2 separate regions of the Homo sapiens genome follow, and region 2 is linked to region 1. The links are chromatin contacts, found by Hi-C in ENCODE. All regions are on one chromosome and are shown on one strand. Each heading gives the region's core, a stretch centred on a gene start or an enhancer-like site at or near the end of the contact. The rest is flanking DNA. Distances are from core to core; before and after follow the strand shown. Region 1 overlaps SPACA6 (sperm acrosome associated 6). Region 2 holds the start of LENG1 (leukocyte receptor cluster member 1).

The links. Hi-C counts contacts between places; a loop is a spot of excess contacts on that map. Pooled maps may share reads with other maps.
Region 2: a loop to region 1 is called in a pooled map, with 6 times the contacts of the local background. The contact joins the promoter of LENG1 here to the enhancer-like site in region 1. A Hi-C loop is called at or near these places in 5 of 50 pooled maps.

What each region holds. Positions count from the first base shown.
Region 1 is chr19:51,702,580-51,705,279 of GRCh38, forward strand. SPACA6 (sperm acrosome associated 6) reads left to right here. Exons shown (of 9, transcript NM_001316972.2): 4 at 50-73; 5 at 442-519; 6 at 649-758; 7 at 1,451-1,607; 8 at 1,691-1,901; 9 at 2,511-2,611. The coding sequence ends at 2,544. Among named protein-coding and RNA genes, the nearest start is that of SPACA6-AS1, 10 kb to the left of the region's middle. RefSeq lists a silencer at 1,588-1,787. Within about 2 kb of position 1,437, at least 35 of the 41 ENCODE cell types and tissues checked have a DNase peak (open chromatin) inside an H3K27ac peak, as active enhancers do.
Region 2 is chr19:54,158,384-54,161,133 of GRCh38, forward strand. LENG1 (leukocyte receptor cluster member 1) reads right to left here and starts at 1,338. Exons shown (of 4, transcript NM_024316.3): 1 at 1,181-1,338; 2 at 1-78. The coding sequence starts at 1,312. It overlaps TMC4 (transmembrane channel like 4), which reads right to left. Exons shown (of 15, transcript NM_144686.4): 12 at 2,747-2,750; 13 at 2,495-2,650; 14 at 2,084-2,162; 15 at 1,725-1,991. The coding sequence ends at 1,923. RefSeq lists an enhancer at 671-1,340.

The DNA.
Region 1 (2,700 bases), core at 187-2,686:
GGGTTCTTCCCATGACTGTAAGGTAGTGATGTTTCCTCTTCCTCCACAGCCCAGGCTTGCATCCCTCCCTGCGGTAAGGACTTCATCTAAAACTTGGAAATTGCGGGGTAAGGGAGGCGGTCGGGGACGAAACGTACGACATCAAGTGTGGGAAAGCGGGTGGGCTTCACATCCTTAGGAAGCCAATAAGATCCCTGGAGAAAAGGAAGAAAACCAAGTATTGCTCTAAATCCTCAGAAGGTGTGTGTGAGAGCCGAAGCAAACCAATAGGAATCCTAGAGGGCGGAGAGGAGTGAGAGTCGGCCAAAGACAGCAGGGAGGGCGGGGTCAAGATGCCACCTGGCCGATGGACCCCGGGAAGCTGCATGGATCTCAAATGGGCCAAGGGCCCCGGGCTTGGAAGGGCAGGTGGCGCCTAGACCCAGCGTTCCCGCTCCACAGGTCTCCAGGAGTTCGCCCGGCGTTTCCTCTGCAGCGGGTGCTACTCTAGGGTCTGCGACCTCCCGCTGGACTGCCCAGGTGAGGGGGCGGGGCCTCGGGGTGCAGGAGGCCAACCTGAGAAAAGGGACCAGAGCACCGAGGGGCATAAGCTGGTGGCGAGGCCAGACGTGGTCGGGGCCCAGCGAGTGAACCCTGCTCCGTCTTCAGTTCAGGATGTGACAGTGACTCGGGGCGACCAGGCTATGTTTTCTTGCATCGTAAACTTCCAGCTGCCAAAGGAGGAGATCACCTATTCCTGGAAGTTCGCAGGAGGAGGTGTGAGTCGGGGCGGGGCCGGCGCGAAGAGTTTAGACGGGCGAGTTAGCCTTCACTAGAGGTTGGGGAGTCAGCTTGCGGGGACGGGACTCCGGGAATCTCCGTCTAGACACAAGCATCAGCAAGAGGAGGGTCGCGGGATTTAGGGGAGAGCTCGAAGATCAGAATGCAGGACCAAGGACCTGGGGCGATGGCTCACGCCTGTAATCCCAGCGCTTTTGGAGACCAAGGCGGGAGGATGGCTTGAGCCCAGGAGTTTGAGACCGGCCTCGGCAACAAATTAAGACCCCTCCTCTGCCAAAAAATTTTAAAAACAGCCGGGGCGTGGTGGTGCACGCCTATAGTCCCAGCCACTGGGGAGGCTGAGCGGGAAGACTGCTTAAGTCCAGGAGTTTGAGGCTGCAGTGAGCTATGATCGCGCCACTGCACTGCAGCCTGGGCGCCAGAACGAGACCCTGTCTGGAAGAAAAAAAAAATACATAAATAAAAGCAGTTTCTAGGGGTAGGTTATGCGTAAGGGTTTAAGGAGTGAGGGGAAGGGGTGCGTTTAGGGCAGGGGAGCGAGAAGGCTCGGGGGCGGGCTCAAGGCTCAGGGCCAGGACTCCAGGGGGCGTGGTCTGGCTCGGGGGGCGGGGCTTGTAGGTTACTCAGTGGCAAGCCGGAGTTGAGGCGTTTAAACCCGCGTGTCCCGCAGCTCCGGACTCAGGACTTGTCCTATTTCCGAGATATGCCGCGGGCCGAAGGATACCTGGCGCGGATCCGGCCGGCTCAGCTCACGCACCGCGGGACGTTCTCCTGCGTGATCAAGCAAGACCAGCGCCCCCTGGCCCGGCTCTACTTCTTTCTTAACGGTGGGGCGGGGCGCGGCCGCGTGAGTGAGCGGGGTCGGGAGAGGGGTGGGGCTCGTGCCTGGCTGACGTGCGCGCCCCCGCAGTGACGGGCCCGCCCCCGCGGGCGGAGACAGAGTTGCAGGCCTCGTTCCGGGAAGTGCTGCGCTGGGCGCCGCGGGATGCCGAGCTGATCGAGCCCTGGAGGCCCAGCCTGGGCGAGCTGCTGGCCAGGCCCGAGGCTCTGACGCCCAGCAATCTGTTCCTGCTTGCAGTCCTCGGGGCCCTCGCATCAGCGAGTGCGACAGTGTTGGCGTGGTGAGTTCTGGGGACTCCGGAGCCCCAGCATCTAGCTCCCCGCTGTCTCAGATCCCACCGAGAAGTCTGGGTTCCCAGCAACCTCCAACCCAGGAGGTCAGGCTTTCAGTTCCTCCTCTCTCAGACCCACGAGTCCAGGTCCCAGCCCCTCTTTACTAGCCCAGGAATCCAAGTCCCCAGCCCCCTCCTCCCTTAGATCTAAGAGTCCAGGCCCCCAGCCCCTCCTCCCTCAGACCCAGGAGTCCAGGTCCGCAGCCCCTCCTCCCTCAGACCCAGGATTCCAGGCCCCAAACCCCTACTCCTTCAGACCCAGGAGTCCAAGTCCCCAGTCCCCTCCTCCCGCAGATCCAAGAGTCCAAGCCCCCGGACCCCCTCCTCCCTCAGACCCAGGAGTCCAGGCCCCCAGCCCCTCCTCCCTCAGATCCAAGAGTCCAGACCCCCAAGTTTCTCTTCCTTCAGACCCAAAAGCCCAGGCCCCCTGCCCCCTCCTCCCTCAGAACCAGGAGTCCGGGCCCTGTACACCTTTTTGACCCTGGTGTCCAGGCTCCGGGACCTAAGTTTCTAGTCACCAACCCCTCCTGTAACACACATACCTCTTTGTTTCCCCAGGATGTTCTTTCGATGGTACTGCAGTGGCAACTAACAAAGGTATCTTTCCTCCTTCCCTATCCTATTTCCATCCTGAAAATAAAGAATATATTTCAACTCTAGATTGTTTCATCTCCGAAGGTGGTCACTACTAACTCAGGTAGGAGGAGGTGCAGCAAGCCCACACATGCCCAGATGAATATGGCCCGCA
Region 2 (2,750 bases), core at 88-2,587, 2.5 Mb after region 1:
GGCTCCCGCCTCTGCTGCTTCAAGCTCAGGCAGTGAGTTCTGATGTCTGGCTTTCTTCCGTAGGAATTCTGTACGGGCCTGGGGAGAAAGTTATAGGCAGGACATTCAGAACCTAGAGGTAATTCAAGAACTGTGAGTCTGGTGCCCACCACAGAAAATGGCAGTCCAGGGTGCTGGGGTTATGAGAAAGGGAGCACTAGGCGCCTAAAAGAGGCACCTGTCCTAGCTGGGGGTGAGGGTAGGCAGATGAGGCAACGCCTGGGTTTTGTAAACTCCCTTTCAAATAGTAAACCACGGGTCATCAAGGATGTATGGGAGGAGGTCCCTGGCCTAAACCAAAGGGGTTCCTAACCTCAAGTGAGACAATTAAAACAGCCATAAAGGTATGCATTAGGCCAGACGATCTGAATTCTAGCCATGGCTCCAAGTGACTACCCCAAGTCTGCTGAAGCCCTGTCCCCTGCCTTCAGGACGCGGATTTCAAACAGCGCTCAGCAGCCTACTGAGATTCTAAAAACCTAGACTACCTCCCACCCACGGCGGAGGATCAGACTAGCTAAGGAAATGAAAGTTGGGTGTACACCAAACAGATTTAAAGAGCCATACGGAAAGCCCGTGTTTGTGTGTATGTGTCTAGGGGGCGGTGCACGAAAGGGCTCGCCCGATGGCGTGGAGCCTGGCTGTCCGCCTCTCCTTAAAATGTGCCTTCCCCTCACTGAAGCCATCTCACTTCGTGCAACAGAGATGACAGTGCCCCTCTAAGAACGAACAGTGCTTATTGGGGATTCCGCAAGTCAGGTGCACGGCATGTAGTTAGCATACAGTAGATGCTCAATAAATAGGCTGTGCAGGCAAACTAAAAAGTGATCCGAATTTCCTTGAACTGTCCAAGGGTTCACGGATTCATTAAATGTTAAGCTTCTCTTTTGTGCTAGACACTGTTCCAGCCATGTGAAATACATCAGTGGGGGAAAAACTAAGACGAGGGCGAGATCAAGGAAGGTTTCGTGGAAGTGGGCACAAGGTTTGCGGGGCAACGTCCTCGAAAGTGGGATCGGCGCCTGGTCCCGAATTTCACACGGGGCACATTGAGCCTGCGCAACGCCTCCGCTTCCGGCCCCCAACCGCGGCGCCTGCGCGCTGGGCCCCGGAGCGCCGCCCTGCCGGCTTCCGAGCTTACCTCTTGCTGAGCCAGCAGCACCCTCCGCTCACGCTCCTTCTCCTCCTCCCGGGCCTGGGCCTCGTCACGCCGCACGCGGGCGACATTGTCCTTGTTCCGGACGTGCCAGCTCTTCTTGGGCAAGATATTCATGGCGTCGTAGCTGTCCAGGGACTGGCACGCCCGCCTCTTTGCACTTCCGATTGGCGAGAGGATGCCCCCCTTTTTCTTGTCCCTACTTCGACCGCGGATTGGTTCCGAATTAGTTGGTACGGCCCCCTGGCCTGTAGCGACAGGTGATTGGCTGAGACGCCCTTTATCACAGCGAATGCTAGGCGTTCGGCTCGTGGTATCCCCTAGCAACCGCCTCTTGTCACAGATCTGAACCAATCATAAGTTGGCCCGCCCCTGATGCTACCAGATGCGGCCGTCGATTGGCCGACATGACCGACAAGTCTCCTTGCGGAAGAGCGCTCTGCACCGACAAACATGCCCGTACATTTGATTGGCTCCTGCCCCGCTGTAGCCCTGCCCCCACCTTCAGGACGCAGATTTCAAAGCGCGCTCAGCAACCTCGGCTGTATTTATTGATACAAGGAAGATCACCCGAGAGTCAGGGACGTGGCGGCGAGGGGCCCTGGAAATCTCCAGATACCAAAGCTGGAAGGGCGTGGAGTCTTCTCCAGTTCTCCTAGTTTACAGATGTTGTGACCTAGGCTTACAATGGGCCTGGGGTCTGAAAGCGGGACGTGGGCTGCGGGGGTCAAAGAGCCGGTTTGGTGGAGGTCAGCGCCACAGCGCGCCGTGCCAGGAAGACTTTATTCTGCGCCTCCTGGGGCAAAGAGAGGTGGAGGTGAGACAATCCTCTTCCCCAACCCCTTTCCATGTTCCCCAGGGGCCCTCTCAGGGACCCGCCTGGCTCACCGTCTCTCTCTGACGTTTGAGCTCAGAGATGAGGCGTCCGTAGGAGTTAGCCAGAGCCACAGTGTACGCCATCAGGATGCTGAAGGAGACAGGAACGGAAGCCACTCCTGACACGCTCTTCCATTATATCCAAACGTCTGGCTCCTTCGAAGCCAGGGATGTGGACGCCTAAGCCCCTCCTCGTCTGGGCTCAAGGAGTTCAGTCTCCCAGCCCCTCCGCCTTCAGATCCAGGAGTCCTACGTCCCGCCCACCTCCTCCTTCGGACCCAGCAGTCCAGGAGCCTAGGCCTCCTCCCTCAGACTCAGTACGTTGCCTGCTCCCACGCCCAAGCCTCTCCTCTCTTGGACGCAGGTGGTGGCCCCCAGATCACACGCATTCAAACCCAGACCCAGAAGTCTGGGCCGTCTCACCTGGAGATCAGCAGAAGGGGCACAGCAAAAGCCTGGGTCCCCAGGAAGAAGAGGAAATTCTGGGTGGTCTCAGGGAGGCTGGAAATAGACTCAGGGATCTGGGCCCAGATGGACGACTGCCCCCGGAATGGACCACACAGCTTAGAAGGCGGGATCCTGAAGTCAAGACAGGCTGGGCTCACATAGTGCCAGGAGTCTGAACACTGAATGGGGAGAGAGGGAGGGAGAGAGGCGGGAGCCTCTCGCACTTACAGGA